3 separate regions of the Homo sapiens genome follow, and regions 1 and 3 are each linked to region 2. A link is a loop called in an ENCODE intact Hi-C map of the cell type or tissue named here. Cell type or tissue: Caco-2. All regions are shown on one strand.

Region 1 (8,000 bases), 200 kb after region 2:
AATTAATTAATTTTTTAAATGATACTATGTAAAATATCCAATAAGAAGATAAATGCTTATATTCACATAATCATTTTTAAATGTTTATAAAAAGTTTTTGACATTATAATGTTAAGCATATATAATATGCTGTATGAGCTCAACTCTAATTTCTTTTAAGTGTAGAACAAAAAGACTAGAAGATAATATAATAATTTTAAAGGTGACTGGTGGGACTGTAGATGTTTCCTTTTTCTTCTTTCTACTATTTTTCAATAGTAAGCCAAGAAAACAGTAAGATATTTTTAATATTATAAAAACAAACCTTATTATTGAATTTTTGATCCAGAAAAGAAAAAACTTCAGAATACTAGTTTGCCCCTATACTTTATTGATAAGGAAACTTCCTCATCAAATTGTTTAAACTCCCTATATCTCCTATTGATAAGGAAACTTCCTTTAAACTAAGTGAGCTCACAAAGCAAGTTGGCAATTCTCTAAAACTGACATTTCCTGACTCTGGACATGATACTATATTTTGGTCATTTTTGCTGTGTTCCAGACTCCATTTCTAGGCTTAAGGGAACAGACATGGTTCACATCAGCAAGATTTAATTAAAATAATTTTTAAATTATTAAATAAAATATTTCAAGCTTATTTTTAACATGAATGCTCTAGAATCTGGAAAATGGAAGGAATCTTAGAGTTGTGTTTCCAGTGAATATTTCAAAGGGTGAGTAGAAGTGGAATTTTATTCTAAAAAGCTTTCTAGTTTTGAGATTTAAGGGTCTAATAAAGAACTCATGTTACATTTTATTTATTAAAAGCTCACTGTTTCCTTGTTAGAGTTATTACTGTTTGCTTGCAGTTACCCAAACAGACATGGCAGGGTACAACAAGATCTTGTAAATCAGGACTTTCTGTTCTGAATGGGTTCATCTTTACTGTTGACCTCTCAGCTAATGGTATAGTACCTGATAATTATCTACTAAATCATACATTGGACATAATGATCTTTAACTTACCTTCAAATATCCCAAACAATTTTTCCTAAAGTCTTTCTAAATTAAAAAAAAAGAAGACATTTATAACTTAACATTTCATATCCCTGGAAGATAATCCAATGGGAATATATAAGGTTAATAGAGTGTTCTTATCAAAAGTGATCTGGTCTGTTTGACTTACTGTTTGGAGTCCAGGTAATCAGGCCTATTTACTAGTTTAAGAATGTTCAGCAATTAGCAGTGTTCAAACAGCACCAATCTGCTATGTTATTTCAGCTGGGAAAGCAGCTTATATGAACCAATACGGCTTCCTTTCTAAAAATAAATGACAGCACTTTCTACTCACTGGGGAGCTGGTCCTTGGTCCTTTAGGCATGTCACACTGTCACAGTGCATAACAAAACAAAAGAGTGTGAAACATCTAAATAATTAAAAACCCAAAAGATATATCATGCTCTCAGATTTAAAAAAATAATAATAAAGTAACTTTGCCAACAGAAACATTATTGCAGGAAGACAAAACAAATATAAAGTGAATTTAAGAGGTTGTCTCTTTTCCATCAAGAACAACTACCTTCCTTGTTTTTAAGGCGGCTTAGTTATATTAGCAATTTTTAACACAGGGTACCTCAAATCAACAATCCCTTGCTTTTTAGACTTTGACACTTCCCCAGCTGCTAGGCCTGTGCTTAACTAAACAAGTACAGTAGCACAAGTGGAACATTTATGTAACATAGGAACTATAAATGTTCTTTTAAAAACAGGCCCACTCGTTCCAAAAGATATGACAAAGAAACAAGAGCATTACGTTTTTTAAATAGCTTCAAAATTCCTATGAGGAATGTATATTTTCTTCTACTTGCTGAAGTTAAAAGTGTCATATCATCTGTTTGCTGATGATAAAATGTCCTTTCTAAACAATTTTTTAAAAATTCACTGAGCATTTATCGGGTGTCAGATTCTATTCTAAAGAGTTTATGCGTATTCTGTCACTTAATCTTTGCAATAACCTTATGAGGTGTGGTTACCAACATTTATCCCTATTTTGCAAATGGAAAGACTGAGACTTAGAAAGGTAAAGAAACCCATCCAACATCAGTTAGCTATAGCAAATACTGGAGCATGGTTTGCACTCAGACCATCTGACTTCAGAGTCTCCACTATGGGTAAATCAAAATAATACTAAGGAGTTTTTTTGAATAAAAGAGCTGTCAAAATATCTGAAATAAATATTACAGATAATAAAATCATCAAACATGTTCTATGTATGACTTTTATTTTCTCAGTTACAGACACTTATTTAGGGACTTCCCTTATCATTGCCAGCTCCTTCTTTCACCTTGTACCCCTTTCTCTTGATCACACACACTCACGCACACACACACACATACCGGCAGCTTCATTGTATACTGCCTGTGGTAGGAACAAATAGGGCAGAAAGAAGTTAATGTTCCACTTTAACAAATGGATTAAATGGTAAGTGTAGCCCCAGAACTGGTGGGAGGGAAGGGAGAAAAGATCATTATTTGTAGAATCGATTACATGTTCCCACTTGCTTGTTTACTTCTAGGTAAACTCATTTATAGGTATATAGAAACAAGCAAAAATGTCTCCACACAAGGGATGATTCCTGGATTTCCTTTACTTTTCTGCCCAAGCCGTAAGTCTTGCTACTTACCTGACAAAAGCTAATGTAGTGGATTTTCTAGAACAGAGTTAAAGATAAATTTTCCCTTAATAAACTTGGATCTTAGTAAAGTAGATCCTGTAGAATGTAGATCAGCACTTTCTAGTCTCTAGAACTTTCTGCAATGAAGGAAACATTTGATATCTCTGCTGTCCAATATGGTAGCCACTAGTCACATATGGCTGCTGAGCACTTTAAATGTGGCTAGTGCAATTGGGGAACCAAATTTTTACCTTTATCTAACTTTTAAATAGTCACGTATAGCTAATGGCTATCATATTGGACAGCACAGCAATAGACCCATCTCAATTACAATTCATTGAGTATCTACTGTGTGCCACATGGCTACCTTTGAGGAAGATACAATTTGGTCCCAATTTTACAGATAGAGAAACTAAGGCTCAGAGAGACTAAGTGACTTGTCCACAGATTTACAACTAATAAGTAGTAAATTCTGGATATTACATCTACATCTGTCCCTCTCAAGGCCTGATGCTTTTACACAACCTGTGGTTCTCAACACTGGCTGTGTACTAGTTGGTGTGCTCTTCAAAAATACTCATCCCCAGGTCCCACTCCCCAGAAATTTTTGTTTAATTGGTTGGAGGCAGCGCCTAGGCACGTGCATATCTCCGAAATTTCCCTGTACAACATCATCAGGTTGACTGACGCCCCCTATTCTAGTACAGGAAAACTATTTCCAAAAGGTAGTTGTGATGAGGTTCTACCTCTTCTCTCAAGCATGGTTAACAGGTTAGTGCTGAAAGAGAGAGAGAGAAAAAAAAGAAAGGGTCACACTCCTTTGTTTTACAGATCAAAGTATGAAACCAAGAGAGGCTACTCTAAGCTAAGGTGAGGTCACAGAGCTGGTGTTTGTATTAGAGCTGAGACTGGGGCCCAGGTGTTGAGTTATAGATAAATGCTCCAGCTTCTGGAGCTGTGGGGGCAGCAAGGGTCCGAAGGTCAGGAAAGCTCAGCTCAGGGATTTAAAGTCCCAGGCAGCAATCAGAAGCCCAAGGGCAGACAGGCTATGACTGTGCAGTACTTCACTATTTCTAGAGGTGGGAACACTCAGCTGTCCAGGCTTGTCTGCTTCATCCTCTCCATCTCCTTTCTGCCACTCCAAAGGTCCTTAGGAGTGGTCCACAGGCCTCTGTGCAGCATTTTTTACTCTGCCAAGGTTACTTACAATGGATATAACCCTACCCTGGCACATAATAGATGCTTACAATCATGAATGTGAAATGAATAAAAGTAGATTTGGGAACTCAAGATTACTGAGGCTACTCAGCTTCTAGGTGAGCTCAGATATCTAACTGTGAAAAATAACTCTTTAAGAAATCAAATTTAAAAATCCCTTCAGAACCTTTGCACTTTTCTCAGAAAGGTGGCTCCAGAAGACGATATCAGCCTCTAGGACAGGCTTATTTTTTGTTTCAGCAGCTGAAAAGCCTTGAAAGTGATTAAGTAAGAAGAGAAGATGAAAATACTGACAAAAAGTTAAAAAGAGGAATTTATACCATATCCATATGTACTCCAAGGGTCCTGTTAAGTACAGGCAACCTACATTTGTCCCTCTTAGGTTAGGCGAGAGTGCTTGAAAGAAACTGCCACAAAAATAGAATATGCTGCTATAAACATTATCACTCAGACTAGCTAAGTATTTCTTTCTCTTATATGATAAAGGAGTAAAAATAAAAATAATTTGTGTTTTAGATTGTCCTCAGGAATGATGTGTGGCTATAAAATGTACTGTGGAAATCATCTCTCCATTCAGGAACTCAGCACAGCTGCTACCATGAGGAGACTGCGTATGTTCTGAAGCTAACGAACCTGTGTTCAAGAATCTGCCTTTAGAAGTAACAGCACTGAAAGCCATAAGCAAAAAAATCTCAAGTATGATGGTAGCAAATAGCTTCACATAGAAACATCTACTCTGTTGGCAAGTGCCCTTTAGAAAGCAGGACTTAAATTCTTTTAAAACAAAATCACCAGTCATTCTTAGGAGTCTGCTGCTTGCAAAAGTAGGAAAAACAGGTTTTTTGAGCTACAGCTGCAGATTCAAAAATTAGTTTGTACCAGTTGATTTTGCTTTAGTAATGTAAAAAGTAAAAAACCCAAAGAGAGCAGTAAGAATTAGCTGAGGGTGTTTAGAGATGTCAAAGAAAATAACGGCAGAAAAAGCCACTTCAAATATCTCCAGATTTGAATTTCAAGCCACAGTTTCTTTTAAATCTGCTTTCCCAACCCCTAGGCCAGTTTTTCTTTAATAGTAATACGTGCCCAAGGTTTAAAAATAACACTGAGGTATTAAATAGAACATTAAAGTCCCCTAACTCCTATCTACTTTCAATCCTATTGCAAATCCCCAGAACATTCTTAAAATTATCACTGACTGTATCTTAAAAGGTTAAAGAAACATGGTGTCCAATGTGTAAATGTCCTAAGGAAGTCTGTTTCTCTGGCCTTGAATTTTCCATCAGGGGCCAGCTATGTAACTTAGGGAACGTGAGACACAGACTCAAAAGATGAAAGCTCAACTCCTCACTTCTTTCCAACCAGGTTTGTGCCTTTGAGCAGAGCATTTCCACTTGCTGGAATTCTTTTCCCCCTTCTGGAAAGTAAGGGAAATTAAAATGCTGACTCTTGGTTTGCTTCTATTCAAATCTTCTTTACTGGCATTAATAGAAACATAAAGGAGTCACAAACATAAGCCACATAGGTAATTTTATTTCTTTTTTCTTGTTGTTTCTTTTAGAGACAAGGTCTTAATCTGTTGCCCAGGCTGGAGTACAGTGGCACAAACACAGCTCACTGCAGCCTTGAACTCCTGGGCTCAAGTGATCCTCCTGCCTCCGTCTCCTAAATAGCTAAGACTACAGGTGCAGGCTACTACACCCAGCTAATTTTAAAAATTTTGTGTAGAAATGGGGTCTTGCAATGTTGCCCAGGTTGGTCTCAAACTCCTGGCCTCAAGGGAACCTCCCTCCTTGAACTCCCAAAGTGCTGGGATTACAGGATGTGAGCCACTATGTCTGGCCTTCAGCCATATAGGTAACTATAAATTTTTTAGAAACCACTTTTGGCTTTAATAATGCTCTTTATCTCAGTATATTCAAAATATCATTCAACATATAATCAATATAAAAGCATTAATATTTTATGAATAAAAATATTCAACACGTAATCAATATAAAAACATTAATATTTTGATACTATCTCTTTTTCAAAGTAGGTGTTCAATGTCTGATTTATATTTGACACAAGACATCTTGATTCAAACTAGCCACATTTCAAGTACTCAGTACTTGTATCTAGTTACTACTGTTTAGGGTAGTGCAGTGTCATACCAGTGCTGGACATTGTTCCAAAGACACTCTATTTTGGTGAGAAGCTCACTTCTGTATCTCTGCCTCTGCTGCCAAAAAATATATATTATTGATTATTATTTGTTGGGAATGTCTAATTATCAGCAACAAAGTGTAGAATCTACTTGGATTTCTCAGAGAGTTTCAGTATTAGACCTTTGATTAATACCAGTGCTATTTCCCTGTAGTAGATTTGGTCTTCCAGTGACTTTTTCTTGTCTGGCTGAGTCATTCCCATTGAATTTTAGGTCACTTACTGTAAGCTTCACAGGATAATTAGGATAGAGTATCACTGTTAATCAACAACTTGAAAAGTATCATCTGCTTTTAAAAAGCAGATGAAAATACTAACTGACCTAAAAGGCGAAAGTAAAATTTAAAGTAAATGAATTTTACTTTATTTTCTCCAAAAATTAGCTACTTTCATTCATCAATCATGTTGCATGCCTCTCAAACCTCACACTAAGAAAAACACCTCCAGCCTCAACAAGCAGTGAAAAGTAGGTCAAATTTTTAAACACTACTCTGTTTTCCAATAAATTCAACAAATAATTCTTGAATACTTTCCACAGACCAGGAGCTGTACTTAGTGTTGAGGATTCCTGCCTTGATGGTTTAATTTCAAAGATTTCATCAGGTTAGCCCATTATCAGAGACTCTGGCATGTATGTTGGGGCAGGAGTATAGGTTTGCATTCTAGGGTATTTTTTCCTATAAAGCCTTCCCCTAGGATCTACATTTTTAAATGAGCCCATTTTTACCCCTCCAAATCTATTCTGTCTGCAAGACAAAATCTGCTGAAATATGTTATATACCACTTTTGGTGTATGCTGTAAATTAAAAATCAGCATGTTTATTGTAAAAGAAAATATTCAAGCAAATTAGAAGTCTGAAAAGAAAATGTTCCCCCTTCTCTTAATGCATTATCCCCAGGTGCACCCCTTAGAGGTGACCACTGTTGAAGTATTATTCTAAAACCTCCAAGCATATATAAATATGTACACACATATGAATACATATGCAAATTTTGAAAGAATATTTTTAAAGTAACATGTGATTATGAAGAAAATTCAAATAATACAGAAGCACATAAAAATGGAGTAATCTGTATTCACATACAATATTTGATGGCGTATTTTAAAGTAACACGATTATGGACAAAATGCAAATTGTAAAATGCAAAGTGAAATTTTTCCCTACCCCACATTCCCATAACCCAAAAGTAATAAAAAAATGCCCATAGTTGTGTCTTTGTGTGTGTGTGGATCTTTTGTGAATTTTTCTACAAATATATATAGACTATGCCTAACAGAGTTATGAAATGTGCTTTCAAATACTTTTTATTGTGAAATCTAATATATGCATAGGTAAGTGTACAAAACAACAAAGTGAGCCCTCTTGCAACAACCACTCAGGTTAAAAAGCAGAGTACTGCCAGCCCTCTTCAGGACTTCTAATCACTACCCCCTCTCACCCTCTCTCTCAGAGGTTTCCAGTATCCTGACTTTTAGAGTCATCAACTTGTTGTTGTTCTTATTAATTTTATTGCCTAAGCACACATCATTAAGCACTATAACTTTGCCTGTTATTAGAGTTTAAGTAAATAGAACCATACCATATGTATTTTCTTGTGTCTGGCTGCTTTTATTTACAAAATTTGTTTATTTTTAACTTAATACATCTTGGGGCATCTTAGTGAACATATATAGAATTGCCTCATTCTTTCATTTTCATGGTATAGAACTGAACATATTTCCAAATGAATAACCGAATTATTTTCACGCTTTTTGATCATTATAAATAATGTTGTAAAAAATATCTTGGGCATTTGTCTTTATAAATTAATTTTTTAAAACTTAAAAAGTAATCCTACTACTAATGTAAAATTAGGTGGAATATCAATTATTTCAGAATTCTGAATGAAAGAACCTTTATCTTTAAAAATCTATAAATGTCAAATG
Region 2 (8,000 bases):
AATATTTTAAGCACTTAATGCAACCTATCACATCCTTCCTTTTGAAAACTGGGGTCATATGTACCTTTCTCCATTCTTTTGAATTTTTCCCATTCTATAAAATTTCTCAAAAGGATATGACAGTTCTATGTTCATCCCAATGAGATCGTTTATTCCTAAAATGTGATTTGTCTGGGCCTAGAAGTTTGAATTCATCTAAAATATTAAAGTTATTGTTAATCTTCTCTTATCATGCCTGTAAAGACATCTTAATGCATTAATCTTTCCATGTTGTCAGCTTAACAATCATTATTCTTGGTATAGACAGAGGAAAAGCAGAAGTGCAATGTTTTCTTTTAACATGATACCATCATTCTCAAGCATTGGACCTATAATTTTCATCTATCTATTGTTCTGAAAATAGCTATAAAAATTGCTGCTGCTGTCTCTAGTGGTTTTTGTGAGCCTCAGCTAATCCTTGACTTTAACTCTCCTGAAATTCTCATTCTATTCCCTTATATCCTCCTTAGTTATATGTTTTCTCATCTATAATTTACGTAAAGGCCCTCCAGCCTTATTAGACAACTTGGAGCACAAATATGCTGGGTTCTTTACCCACTTTCCCATTTTTTGTTCCATTGAAAATATTTTTAATTATGTAGTCAGAATTTCGTAATTCAGCCATTCTTGTCACCGTGAAATTATATTTGTTTTTTGACTCTTCTTAAAATATCTTTATTTTTTAAAAAAATTCCATCAGCTGGCTGGGCCCAGTGGCACACGCCTGTAATCCCAGCACTTTGGGAGGCCGAGGTGGGCACATCCTGAGGTCAAGAGATTGAGACCATCCTGGCCAACATGGTGAAACCCCATCTCTACTAAAAATACAAAAATTAGCTGGGTGTGGTGGCGTGCGCCTGCAGTCCCAGCTACTCGGGAGACTGAGGGAGAAGAGTCGCTTGAACCTGGGAGGCAGAGGTTGCAGTGAGCCTGGTGACAGAGCGAGACTCCATCTCAGCTATTATTTGATACTCCATCTTTATTATATCCTCACAGTTTATTTGCTAGTGACATAATTATGGGAAGCAATGTAGCAGAGAGGCTAAAAGCTTAGTCTCTGGAGATGAAATTTGAATCTTGGCTATTTTACTTATGAGTCATTTAACCTTTCAGGCAAGTCTCTTATCTTTTTACTCAACTGTAAAATGGGGACAATTATTAGTACTTTCCTTTTACTGTTATTGTTAGGACTGAATGAATTAATATATGTAAAGTACTTAGAACAATGCCTGGCATATAAGTAACCTCAAGTGTCTGTTAATATTGGGACATATAGTCAAAAGTGCCTCAGGCCATGGTAGTTTTTCTGCTTATGCTGAGATACAGAAGGTACTATTTCTTACAGTCTTGTAGAATCCCATTCCTCTTTTCCAAGAATAATTTCCTTTAGCACATGCTAAAATACTCAGCAAACTGGAAGCCAGCATCCCACAGCACAAATATGGGAAAGGAGTTCTAGTTCAAGATGGTAAGCTCCATGGACTACTGTGCAGCCATATAAAAAGAATGAAATCATATCCTTTGAAACAACATGGTTGCAGCTGGAGGCCATTATCCTAAGCGAATTAATACAGGAACAGAAAACCAAATACCCCATACTGTCATTTATAAGTGGGAGCTCAATATTAGGTACTCATTGACATGAAGATGGCAACAATAGACACTGGGGACTACTAGAGGAGAGAGGAAGGAAGGGACAAGGGTTGAAAAACTAGCAGATACCATGCTCAGTACCTGGGTGACAGGATCATCCATCCGTACCCAAACCTCAGCATCATGCAATATACTTAAGTAATAAACCTGCACATGTAAATCCTGAATTTAAAAAAAGGTTGAAATTAAAAATTAAGGATGAAAATAATAAACCTATGAAGGATTACACTGCCAAAAATAAATTTTAAAAGATGGTGAGCTGAGGACACAGGTTGCCGCAAAAAGACAATAAAGAAATTCAAAGGGGAATGAGGCCTTAACAGCAAAAAGAAGAGAGATGAATCAACAAATACCAAGGAATAGAACACAGATAGAATCCTGCGGACATGTGAAATGGAGTATGGGAGGCTGCAGCAGAGACAGCAGAAGGGGCCACAGCAAAGATGGCGCCTAATTCCCCAGTGGGAACTCTGTGGAAGGTTCTTGGCACAGAGTGGGCAGGCAGAGTCAGGGAGAGTGAAGACAGGGTGTCACTCAATGTCCTTCATTAAAGAACCTACACTTTCTGATCTCCCTTCCCCACTCACACACACTGAACATACCCCAGGACTTCTGATGCAGAATAAAAGGAAGCCCAGCATTCACTTTGCAGGATAAAACCAGCGCAGGCACCTAAAGATACTGAATGAGCTGCCTGAAAAAAGTACAGGCTACTAGAGACAGGCCTAGTTCCCCAGCCCCACCCTGGCTGCCCCTCAATCCCCCAGTGCAAATTCTGCATACTAAGCCCTTCCTGCATACAAAGAATCTTCAATTCAGGGCAGAGCAAGCTGGAGAAAGAAACTACCTATCAAGCAGCCAAGAAAAATAATACCCCCAACTTGGAATAATCAATCTAAACATTTATTCTAAAATAAGAACTGATAAGCAAGGACTACCAGACATACGAGGAATACCAATAGCATTAAAGAGAAAGATCAAGATAAAAACAAGAGCAGTTGACCCAGGATAATATAGTAAACATGCAAGAATAGGAGAAAACTTAAACTAAACAATTCGAATTTGACTCCTTGTGAGTTTTTAAATAATGTTAAAAACAAAAACATGAATCTATAAAAATGTGATAGAGAACAATAAAAACTAGCTGTTAAAAGTTTTTTCCAATGCAAAAATCAAAAATTTATAAAAAAGCAGTAAAATAAAAAGTGTCTCAGAACATGGAAAGGAAACACAAAAAGATGAAACAGATGACAGAGAAGATAAGAATCATAAAGTATCAATCCACAAAGTTCAATGCTCAACCAATAGGGGTCCCAGAAAGCAAACAGAGAAAATAGAGGAAAGTAAATTACTTTTTTGCAAAAAGGAAGAAAATATCTCAAAGCTGAAGGAAGACATAAGCTATCAAACTGAAAAGGCCACTGAATATTTGCTCAGCAGGATGAATTTAAAGGAACTGATATTTAGACATATATTGAGGAATAAAGACAAGAGGGCACTGGAGCAATATCATCAGTGCTCTGAGGGGAAAGTTTTTGAACCAGGAAGTATATCCCCAGCCAAATAGCAATCAAATCTGAGGACAAGCAAAATAATTTTCAGGAACAAAGAAAAAGGACCATTATCCACCTAGCCCTCCCCCTCACCAAATCCTCTCTGATGAAATTACTTGCAAACATACTTCAACAAAGCAAAGGCGAAAACCAAGAAAGATGAAGATGCGGGATATAGGAAACAGTGGAAAAATCCAAAAAGAAAATAAAAAGAAATCCCAGGGTAATGGTTCATAGCAGACATAGAAGCAACATCCAAATTAAAATAGAAAATCAGCAGGCTATGAGAAGATTGTTGATAAAATATACTGAGTCTTTAACTGAGAAAATGAGCACAAATCTGAAACATTTCAGTGATAGAGTGAAGAAGCTATGTTTCTTCTCTCAACCAGAAAAAGAAATGGAAATTAAAATTTAGTGTACAAAAACATAAGTTCTAAATATGAAGCAATAAAAATGTGATACACCTTTTAAAAAGTGTAATAAAAGACAATTTATTTGACTTTGATGATAAACACACTATTTATCAGTGTTATAACATTAAAACCATGAAAAGAAAGTATAATCTAGCACCTTCTTCAACTCCACAGTACTCAATACTTATACAGTTCTGAAGGTAAAAAACAAATTTCATTGGCTTTAAAAATCAATTATAGAAAATTTAATAACATTTTCAGAATAAAATGTAAAATGTGAAAGAAAAGGTATAGCTGATGGATATTAAAGGGGGGAGGGAAAGACACAGGTTTTATTATTACCATCTTACATGGTATTCACTCAACAGATATATCTAAAGTTGAGGAAACAAGAAATGGGATAGACAATTATCACAGACATAGAAAAAGTTACAACCAAAAACAAAGAAAAACTAAAATTAATAACATAATATCAAACATTGGGAGAAAGAATGGGAAAAAAGTTGAGTAGTGTTTCAATAGGTTAAATCCACAACATTTAGAGAAGAAAATCATCACTCATATTTAAAGTGGACTAATCAAGAAATAATAATATAACTTATTACCAAATTTATGGAAAGATCCATTGGAAAAAATTAAAAATGATTTTAACTCAGGAGAATGAGATTTGCAAAAAGGGCAGAAAACAGTATATTTTACTACTAAATATTTTTATAGATAATCTTTCTATAATCTTCCTATAAACTAATCTTTCTATAGATGGTTTTGTATTTAGTGTCTCAATCTCTCTTCAGGTTAGCATCATTTTGTGTAATAAAAAGGCTTAGACCTATATAGACAGCAAGTAATGAATGATGAAATGAAATAATAGGACCCATATCCAGGTTCTGTGGGAGAATGTGGCAGTCCCAGGTGGGTGAGTGGCTCACTGAGTGGGCTGACCAAAGGTGATGCCATCCCTTGGGTAACTACAAAGGCATGTGAAGTCCCCTCCCAGAATCCTAGGCAAATATTTGTTTTCAGCTTAACTAAGCTGCTAAGATTCCCACAGCTCAGTAGAGATGGGACTGCTCACAGGTAGTCATTCTACCATCACCACAGTCAGTCAAGAAAGCTCTATCCTTGCACTGGGAGTTGAAGAGCTAAAACATAACATTTACGTAGCTGTTTTTAAGCTCGGTAGCCTCGACTATTGAACTATTTACTTCAACAAAAATTTCTGAGTGCCCACTTTGTGCAAGGCACTAGGGGAAATACAAAGATAAACAAGTCACAGTCCTTCTCTCAGGGAGCTTACAAACCATTGAGCAAGAGAGAGTTGTTCCTGCTACTGAATGACTCTTGGGTAAACAATGAAATTAAGATAGAAAACAAGAAGTTCTTTGAAACTAATGAGACCAAAGAGACAATGTACCAGAATCCCTGCGACACAGCTAAAGCAGTGTTAAGAAGAAAATTTATAGCACTAAATGCCCACATCAAAAAGCTAGAAAGATCTCAAGTTAACAACCTAACATCACAACTAGAAGAACTAGAGAACCGAGAGAAAACAAACCCTGAAGCTATAGAAGATAAGAAATAACCAAGATCAGAGCTGAACTGAAGGAGACAGAGACATGAAAAACCCTTCAAAAATCAACAAATCAGGAGCTGTTTTTTTTAAAAAAATTAATAGAATAGACTTCTAGCTAGACTAATAAAGAAGAAAAGAGAGAAGAATCAAATAAACACAACCAAAAATGATACGGGGGATATCACCACTGATCCCACAGAAATACAAACAACTATTAGAGAATACTATAAGCACCTCTATGCACACAAATTAGAAAATCTAGAAGAAATGAATAAACTCCTGGACACATACAGCCTCCCAAGACTGAAACAGGAAGAAACTGAATCCCTGAACTGACCAATAACGAGTTCTGAAATTGAGGCAGTAATAAATATCCTACCAACAAAACGAAGCCCAGGACCAGAAGGATTCACAGCTGAATTCTACCGGATGTACAAATAAGAGCTAGTACCATTTCTACTGATACTATTCCAAATAATTGAAAAGGAGGGACTCCTCCCTAACTCATTCTGTAAAGCCAGCACCATCCTAATACCAAAACGTGGCAGAGATACAACAAAAAAAGAAAGCTTCAGGCGAATATCCTTGATGAACATCAATGCAAAAATCGTCAACGAATACTGGCAAACCAAACGTACCAGCACATCAAAAAGCTTATCAACCATGATCAAGTAGGCTTCATCCTCAGGATGCAAGATTGGTTCAAAATAAACACAAATCAATAAATGTGACTCATCATATAAACAGAACTGAAGTCAAAAACCACATAATTATCTCAATAGATGCAGAAAAAGCTTTTGATAAAATTCAACATCTCTTCATGTTAAAAACTCTCAATAAACTAGGTATTGAAGGAACACACATCAAAATAATAAGAGTCATATACGACAAACCCACAGCCAATATCATACTGAATGTGCAAAAACTGGAAGCATTCCCCTTGAAAACTGGCACAAGACAAGGATGCCCTGTCTCACCACTCCTACCCAATGTAGTATTGGAAGTTCTGGCCAGGGCAATCAGACAGAAGAAAGAAATGAAGGGTATTCAAACAGGAAGGGAGGAAGTCAAATTATCTTTGTTTGCAGATGACATGATCCTATATCTAGAAAACCCCATTGTCTCAGCCCAAAAGCTTCTTAAGCTGATAAGCAACTTCAAAATCTCAGAATATAAAATCAATGTGCAAAAATCACTAACATTCCTATACACCAACAACAGACAAGCAGAAAGCCAAATCATGAATGAATTCCCATTCACAATTGCTACAAAAAGAATAAAATATCTATGAATACAGCTAACATGGGAAGTGAAGGACCTTTTAAAGGATAACTATAAACCACTGCACAAAGAAATCAGACAGGACACAATCAAATGAAGAAACATTTCATGCTCATGAATAGGAGGAATCAATATGTTGAAAATGGCCATACTGCTTCAAGTAATTTATATATTCAATTCAATTCCCTTTAAACTACCATTAGCATTCTTCACAGAACTACAAAAAAAAAAATTTAAAATTCATATGGAACCAAAAAAGAGCCCAAATAGCCAAGACAACCCTAAGCAAAAAGAACAAATCTGGAGGAATCATGCTACCCAACTTCAAACTATACTACAAGGGTGCAGTAACCAAAACAGCATGGCACTGGTACAAGAACAGACACATAGACCAATTGATCAGAATAGAGAACTCAGAAATAAGACCACACACCTACAACCATGTGATGTTTAACAAACTTGACAAAAACATGCAATGGAGAAAGGACTCCCTATTTAATAAATGGTGCTAAGAGTGCTGGCTAGCCATATGCAGAAAATTGAAACTGGACCCCTTCCTTATGCCATATACAAAAATTAACTCAAGATGACTTAAAGACTTCAATGTAAAACCCAAAACTACAAAAACCCTTGAAGAAAATCTAGGCAATATCATTCAGGACATAGGCATGGGCAAAGATTTCATAACGAAAACAGCAAAAGCAATTGCAACAAAAGCAAAAATTGACAAATGGGATACAAATCAACTAAAGAGCTTCTGCACAGCAAAATAAACTATCATGAAAGTGAACAGACAACCTACAGAATAAGACAAAATTTTTACAATGTATTCATCTGACGAAGGTCTAATATCCAGAGTCTACAAGGAACTTAAACAAATTTACAAGAAAAAAACAAACAACTCCATTAAAAAGTGGGCAAAGGACATGAACAGAAACTTCTCAAAAGAAGACATACACGTGGCCAATAATAATATGGAAAAAGCTCAACATCACTGATAGAGAAATACAAATCAAAACCACAATGAGATACTATCTCATGCCAGTCAGAATGGCGATTATTAAAAAGTCAAAAAACAGATGTTGGTGAGGTTGTGGAGAAAAAGGAATGCAGTTATGCTGTTGGTGGAAGTGTAAATTAATTCAGCTATTGTGGAAGACAGTGTGGTGATTCCTCAAAAACCTAGAGGCAGAAATACCATTTGACCTAGCAATCACATTACTGGGTATATATCCAAAAGAATATATATCATTCTGTTATAAAGATACATGCATGCATATGTTTACTGCAGCACTATTCACAATAGCAAAGGCATGGAATCAACCTAAATGTCCATTAATGATAGAATGGATAAAGAAAATGTGGTACATATACACCATGGAATACTATGCAGCCATAAAAAAGAATAAGATCATGTCCTTTGCAGAGACATGGATGGATTTGGAAGCCATTACCCTCAGCAAACTAACACAGGAAGAGAAAACC
Region 3 (8,000 bases), 56 kb before region 2:
ACTGACATTACAACAAATTAAACATTAATTATCGAGCATCTTTTTACTCTAACCCATTTCTATCTGGTTTTAGTTTTAAGTCTTTTGGAGTTTTATCCCATCTTGCCACTTATTCCTGTATATTCTTATTCTTTCCTTCAAGCTGATTAGTAATGCTAAACTCAGGAGCAGAACTTTGAAATTACTGCCTTTAAACACACCCAAATATATGGCACACGTTTCATCTCCCTTTGGCACAAAAGCCTAGCGCATTCCGCCCCTCTCACCATGGATACTATCTCATTTAGCTCAGTCCAAACTGTGCTGTCTGCAGAGACTGAAAGCCTGTTGGGTCATTAAAAGAGATTTCCCTCTCTTTACACTCAGCCAGTGTGCATCAAGTGGTTTAAATGAAACACACTTTCAAAAAGGGTCCAAGAGGGACAAAGAGCAAAGGGGAGAGAGAGAGAAAGAACAATAAGATTTGTAGAAATAACTAAAGGGGAGGCCAAGAATGCTTGGTGACAACCAGCATTTTCGGTAGGTGTATTTATGGTGTTAATAGCAAAAAGCAGAAAGCCAAGATGAAGCCCTTCTCACTGACCTCAAAGGTATACTTGGCTGAATATATTACCTGTAAGCAGTGGCTCTGCCTGTCCCCACCGAGTGGCTACTGAGGGCTGAGGCTATAAGCCAGGAATATTCTTCCTCTTGTACCCAAGCAGTGCATCTCTGCACATGGCTGCTCTGTGGCACCAACATCTTCCCTGGGAAAGCAGCCAGAAGGGTGGCAGTTTTCTTTGGAGACTGGGCATTAATTAGGTATCCTTTGCTTCTATAAGATAACACTGTAGATGCTTTTCTTTGCACTGATTATCAGCACACAGAAAAGGCTTGTGTTTCTCTAAGCTACCGACCAGCCAAGGGTTTGTATTGCTGTGATAGCTGCCAAGTGATTTTCTGGTAGAGAAATAAAATGAGAGGAAGGAGAATTCAAGTCTCTTCCTGCTGTAACTCAGGACCCAGTATTGCTGATATCCTTAGAGGGAAAGAAAAAGTCAGTGTTCTGACTTGCACTTGCTCCCCATTCCAGCTGGGCAGTGCTTCTTTTCTCTCCAGTTTGAACATGTTACACGTCAATCTGCTGACACTCATGCACAAAAGCTCACTCCAAGTTTGGTGCTACGCACATGAACTCTGGAGTTACTCAGAACTAACTGCTCCAACCACTTAGAGTCCTGTGAAACACAGCCATGCACCAGTAAGCAAGGCAAGCAAGTAAACAAAGCCTTCTAGGCAGCCAGAATACACATCATGACATGCATAACCCAAAGTTGGAACCCTCACTCCCAGGAGACTGCCAGACTTCTGCCCAGAATCCAACTCACTCCAATTAAGACCTCATTCTATGTGGTTTGGCTATTTAGTACCACCGCCTGCAAAGATTAGAAACAGAAAAATAAAGGAATGTGTGTTGCCCAGTCAGACATAGTGACAGTGCTACGGGACAGCTGGCCCTTAAGAAAGAGACAGAGCTTATGGCACCACACAGGCAAACCAAAACCAGTCAAACCCCAAATAAAATTCATAGAAATAAATGATCTATATACTTAATGACTTTCTTGATATATTGTAGAATACAGTAAAATAAACCATATTTGTAATCAGACTTCCAAACCATGAAGAAAAATACAAATGTTTAATGCTTGCTATGAAAAGAAGTGGAGTTTTAACACTCATTTAAAAAGTTTTGATCCTTCCATAGGTTAATTCCCGTTTTCTAGAACCTCTATTAATTACTAAAATTATTATACTTCAATATTTACCTTTAAGGTACATGGTCACTTATCTAGCTACCTAATAGTTGGCCAGATCGAAGCCAAGCCAGGAAATGTGAAAGTGGGTGAAATATGTCAAATTCAAATTACTGGGGAGTGAAGCTGGCAATTTGAGGGGAGGAAAGGAGACTTAAAAAGGTAGATGTACTGAGAAACTTGCTTCCAATTACTCTCTTACTCTTCAAGAACACATTGGTACCAGTTCTTGTACCCTGCAAGCTAGCAACTGTGCCAGTGGAGTGAGAAAGGTGGGCTATTTCTTCTTCATAAAGGACTTAGAATGCTCGTTCACAATTCTAGCTGATCCTCAGAGCTGCTTGTTAAGAAAACAGGTTTCCGCTTTGGCTCACGCCTGTAATCCCAGCACTCTGGGAGCTGAGGCGGGCAGATCACAAGGTCAGGAAATCGAGACCATCCTGGGTAACACAGTGAAACCCCGTCTCTACTGAAAATACAAAAAGAAATTAGCCGGGCATGGTGGCGGGTGCCTGTAGTCCCAGCTACTCGGGAGGCTGAGGCAGGAGAATGGCCTGAACCCCGGAGGCGGAGCTTGCAGTGAGCCGAGATCGTGCCACTGCACTCCAGCCTGGGCGACAGAGCAAGACTCCGTCTCAAAAAAAAAAAAAGGAAGACAGACAGGTTTCCAGGATCCACCCTTGGATATGCTAGTTTGGAAGGTTTGGTTGGGATGCTGGAGTCTGTGTTTTTTAAATCTCTGCCAAGTTTGGAACCTCTGACCAGGGATGCTATGGTTTTGAGAGGTTCTCTGAGTGCCTGGGCTTCTCAGTTCAACTACCTCTACCTTCAGGATTTACAATCACCTGCCTCCTCAATCCAAATGGTAGTTGGTGCTGCTTCTGGGATACACTTAGATTCAGCCGGGTCCTGCGCTGTGAACACACAGAGTTCATTCTCCCATATAAGACCAGTCAGCCTCATAGCTAGCACCCTAAGAAGTTCAAAGACATTAAGACAGAACAAGAAACAATAACATTTGCCGTAAGTCCCCCCAGCTGCATGGATTTTCCAAATACAATCTCACATAGACCAAGTCTTTAAACTAAAACTAATCATCAGTAATGGATTTGAATATGCAGAACCTTCCTGCATGTGTAGAACCAAAGCCTAGTTATGCTTCTTTGGTATTTCAGCCTGCCAGTGTCTACTCACTATTTGTTTTTTTTTTTTTTTTCCATTACACAGAGAGCAAACACTGATAGCCCTGAACACACAGAAAATTTCTTCTGTGTAAACTAAGTAAACTCTGTTGTCAGTGGGGCAAATTGTTAACCTCTTCCCTTCTATTGCTTAACAGGGAGAGTATATAGTGTGAAACTAAGGGAAGGAAAAAGATAAAAATTTACAGTTTTCTGTACACTCCTATGAGATCCCTGTTATGAGTGTTAGAACAGTTAAAGATAAAGTGGTTGCCAGCTTTGACTATAGATGCTCTAAAAGTTTCCACACAACCATTACTTTCTAGCTCCTTGGAGGCTAGTATTGTGGTTATTTATCTCTGGCTCTGCACAAGTGTGTCTAAAACCTTACTGCCAGTATTGATATATTCGGGACTCTATCCAGTTTTTCTTCAGCAAAGAAAAAACTTTTACACTTTTGCTGCATAGCATAAACCTAAAATTTAATGAACTAAAATTCTCTAGAATTTAGAAAGTTTTCTAAATATGTCATAGTATGAATGTATGTGATTTGAGTAGGATGGACTGGGGTTAAGGGAACAAAAAGGAAGGAAGATTTTTTGTAGTCTGTTTAAATAAATTGTGAGTGGATTACCTCTACTAAAAAGAGGAATAGTTATAATTGCTTTTGATAGACATATTTTAGATTTAATCTAAATAATCTACAAAAGTTCTTTGCTCCGCATGCCATTTTGCCACCTCACTCTAAAACATATCCCCTAAGGCTATATTTACCCACACTCATGAATATCTTAATTACCCACAAAGTCACTCAATAAATATTTAATGAAATAATGAATAGACGCCACTTAAAAATTTTCACACCACTTAAAAATTAACATCCCAAGTTTAGAAACAAAAAGAATTTTACAATTTAAGAAAATGAAAATGTGTTATAGTAGAAAAAGTGCAGGCTTTGTAGTGAGCAGAACTGGGCTGGAATTCTAGTTAGCTGATAACTAATGAACAAGCCTCAACCATTCAGCTTTCCCGTGTATAAAATGGGGTAAATATTATTTACAGACTTGCTATAAAGATCAGAAATAATATCTGTGAATCTCCAAATAATGTCCGGTATCTATAATTTTGGTGGTGATGATGAGTTTTCTTAAAGAATTAATGCTACTGTGAAACAGCTATTTATTTCCATAATTTTTCATTTTCCAACTTTTTCTGTGTCGGATAATTCTACTATGGTTTTATTATTTTGCTTACCATATTTCCCAGAACAATACAACACTATATTTAGAAGGAATAAGAAATCATAATTCAAAGCAAAATACAAATAATTTAAAGTCTTGTGGAATATTACTTAATTGCAATGTTTGGAGCTTTCCTGAAATCTTCTCTTTATTTATCAAAATTATTGGATCTCAATAAATAGAAAGTCATTTTATTTATTGAGTGAATTTATTGGAAAGATACAAGGAAGCTCATAGAACTGGAAAAAATGCTTTATGATCAGACTTTGGGAAGAACAGAAACTACACTGCCCTGGGGATCAAGGTAGAGGAACTAAGGGAGTGCCTTAGGGCAGTGTGGTCAGAATATTCCAACTCTAGCCACTTTCTAACCTTAACGTCACTCTGCTTAAGAATAATAAGAGTGCACTCATGTACTGCTTACCCTATGCAGTAATGCTTCTAAATACTTTGCATGTTATTAACACACTTAATCCATACAATAGTTTTATGAGGTAGGTAATTCTCAGGAAAAGAACACTCTCATAGGTATGGCTTGAGTCAAGTGCTCATGCATTTGGGAAGGGGTACCTCATGTGATACTGCCATTAAGATAAGATGGAATAGGGAGAGGTCGGGGTAGTTTTACCCAAAGTAGGGTTAAATGAATCTGGGCAGAAAAAATCCGCAGATGTCCACAGACAAAATCCACTACATTTGATAAAACCCACATGCCTGACTCTGAGGGATGCATATCTCTATTTCTGGCGAGCAAAATATTTTTTATTGGTGGCATTCACTGACCAGCATTTAGAAAGTTCAGAAATAAAAAGCCTCTTCTCCAGAAACTGCATCTATATTTTTTCTCTTACTATATGTGGATAGAGATATAGCAGTACTTAAAGTAAATATGTGACTGCATATTGGTGCCATTACTAATAAAAGGAAAAATCATGTGTATTTAACCAAAAAAAATTTTAAAAATGTAAATTCAGTCAAGCTTAACTTTTCTGACTCCACAAAGTCTAGGAACCACAGAGGAAGAAAATTCTTCTTCCATTACCCTAGGATTAGTGAGCAAAACGTTCTTCAGTCTCTTGTAACAGCTTGGTAAAAAAAAAAAAAAATTCTCTATTGATTTGCTTAAATAAATAAAACTTCCATTGCCAGAGAGAAAAAAGGCATTTAGTTATGCTGAGTACTTCTATTTTTAAAAAATAATCCCAATGTTTGACCTGTAAAGAAAAAAAAAAAAAAACAGTTGCTGCTGATAAATCATCATACTATTATAATGGGAAGTACTTTGAGAAGGGTGGAAACCATACCTTATTTATCCTTATATGTGTTCTGCCTAACACAGAAATATAAGGAATGCAGCCAAGATTTATGTTACAAATTAAGGAATAAATTTTGAACGTATTTATAGAGTAGTCCCAGTTTTTATCATGCCACACTATCATTATTGCCATTTGATGTATCCAAAAAAGAAATATGAAGAAACCTCAATGATTTCAGCATATGCAAGAATAATACAAAAGTCACATAAAGCAGTTAGTATCCCTTAGGCTCAAAATGATGTTCATTCTTTGTTCAGTCACCAGCTATTTTTGACCATCTTTTATGGTCAAGTCAACAGGGCAATGTTAAAAACTGGAAATGTGAATCATAGCACAGATGCCTAACACCTCCTATTCTCAGATTTCCACTGAAATGTCGACAGGGTTATAAAAGACAAAAGAAAATCACCTTCAGATTTAGAAACTATGGAGACACCATCCACAAAAGAGAAACCTGGAGGAGTTTCAGTTATAAATAAAGTAGATCAGATAAAAAGGAAATACATAAAACCAGTCACCAAGGAACAACTCTCAAATTCTGCAGTACATAGTCTCTTAATTGGAGGGACAAGATCTGATAGCTGGAGGCTCCATGACAGCAGAGAGCAAACACACTTCTTTGGCTTCCATTTGCTGAGGGTGATCATCAGCATTTAAAAGAAGTATTTCAGCTGGACATGGTGGCTCATGCAGGTAATGTTGGCACTTTGGGAGGCTGAGGTGGGAAGATCACTTGAGGCCAGAAGTTTGAGACTAGGCTAAGCAACATAGCCACACCCTGTCTCTAAATAAATAAATAATTAATTTAAATATGTGAAAGTTAGCTGGGCTGAAACTGGATCCCTTCCTTACACCTTATACAAAAATCAATTCAAGATGGATTAAAGACTTAAACGTTAGACCTAAAACCATAAAAACCCTAGAAGAAAACCTAGGCATTACCATTCAGGACATAGGCATGGGCAAGGACTTCATGTCTAAAACACCAAAAGCAATGGCAACCAAAGCCAAAATTGACAAATGGGATCTAATTAAACTAAAGAGCTTCTGCACAGCAAAAGAAACTACCATCAGAGTGAACAGGCAACCTACAAAATGGGAGAAAATTTTCGCAACCTACTCATCTGACAAAGGGCTAATATCCAGAATCTACAATGAACTCAAACAAATTTACAAGAAAAAAACAAACAACCCCATCAAAAAGTGGGCGAAGGACATGAACAGACACTTCTCAAAAGAAGACATTTATGCAGCCAAAAAACACATGAAAAAATGCTCACCATCACTGGCCATCAGAGAAATACAAATCAAAACCACAATGACATACCATCTCACACCAGTTAGAATGGCAATCATTAAAAAGTCAGCAAACAACAGGTGCTGGAGAGGATGTCGAGAAATAGGAACACTTTTACACTGTTGGTGGGACTGTAAACTAGTTCAACCATTGTGGAAGTCAGTGTGGCGATTCCTCAGGGATCTAGAACTAGAAATACCATTTGACCCAGCCATCCCATTACTGGGTATATACCCAAAGGACTATAAATCATGCTGCTATAAAGACACATGCACATGTATGTTTATTGCGGCATTATTCACAATAGCAAAGACTTGGAACCAACCCAAATGTCCAACAATGATAGACTGGATTAAGAAAATGTGGCACATATACACCATGGAATACTATGCAGCCATAAAAAATTGATGAGTTCACGTCCTTTGTAGGGACATGGATGAAATTGGAAATCATCATTCTCAGTAAACTATCACAAGAACAAAAAACCAAACACCGCATATTCTCACTCATAGGTGGGAATTGAACAATGAGAACATATGGACATAGGAAGGGGAACATCACACTCTGGGGACTGTTGTGGGGTGGGGGGAGGGGGGAGGGATAGCATTGGGAGATATACCTAATGCTAAATGACGAGTTAATGGGTGCAGCACACCAGCATGGCACATGTATACATATGTAACTAACCTGCACATTGTGCACATGTACCCTAAAACTTAAAGTATAATAATAATAAATTTAAAAAAAATTCTTCCAGATAAATTTTAAGCACATAAAACAAATACATGCTTATCATATAAATAGTAGCATATTATACATTCTGATATTAGTACATAATAAATTTCATTCTGTATTGTAGCTGTATAGTATTCAATATGTGAATTAAGTATACTTTATCCATTTCCTTCCTAATAAACATTTATATGGTTTTCAATCCCTCTAATGTAGCAAATAGTTCTGTAGTGAATAATCTGGTATAAATGTCCTTTTGAAAGTATGTAAAATTATCAGTAAAATAAATTCCTAGAGTTAACTCACTGCATCAGAAAAAAAAAAAAAAAAAAAAAGAAAGTTAGCTGGGCAAGGTGACATGCACTTGTGGTCCCAGCCACTCAGAAAGCTGAGGCACCACAATTGCTTGAGCCCAGGAGTACAAGGCTGCAGTGAACTAT

What was found. A loop is a pair of places that touch in the nucleus more often than their neighbours do. Peaks named below come from ENCODE experiments on the same cell type or tissue, not always from the same donor. Only the 100,000 strongest peaks of a DNase experiment are listed, where the experiment ranks them.
Region 1: a loop joins it to region 2, with 5 times the contacts of the local background. A loop is called at or near these places in 2 of 110 quality-filtered maps.
Region 3: it touches region 2 in a loop (6-fold over the local background); 5 of 110 quality-filtered maps call a loop at or near these places.

What each region holds. Positions count from the first base shown.
Region 1 is chr5:95,982,742-95,990,741 of GRCh38, reverse strand. The region is part of intron 1 of LOC101929710 (a long non-coding RNA gene); the gene reads right to left. LOC105379096 (a long non-coding RNA gene) reads left to right here. Exons shown (of 4, transcript XR_001742447.2): 3 at 2,555-2,644; 4 at 4,388-4,476. It also overlaps a transcript of CAST not described here. Among named protein-coding and RNA genes, the nearest start is that of ELL2, 25 kb to the right of the region's middle. RefSeq lists an enhancer at 3,383-3,677. In Caco-2, no CTCF peak of the experiment used is centred here; a DNase peak (open chromatin) is centred at 3,601.
Region 2 is chr5:96,184,609-96,192,608 of GRCh38, reverse strand. All of the region lies in intron 1 of LOC101929710 (a long non-coding RNA gene), which reads right to left. It also overlaps a transcript of CAST not described here. Among named protein-coding and RNA genes, the nearest start is that of MIR583, 110 kb to the right of the region's middle. In Caco-2, no CTCF peak of the experiment used is centred here; a DNase peak (open chromatin) is centred at 4,648.
Region 3 is chr5:96,240,631-96,248,630 of GRCh38, reverse strand. All of the region lies in intron 1 of LOC101929710 (a long non-coding RNA gene), which reads right to left. It also overlaps a transcript of CAST not described here. Among named protein-coding and RNA genes, the nearest start is that of MIR583, 170 kb to the right of the region's middle. In Caco-2, no CTCF peak of the experiment used is centred here; no DNase peak of the experiment used is centred here.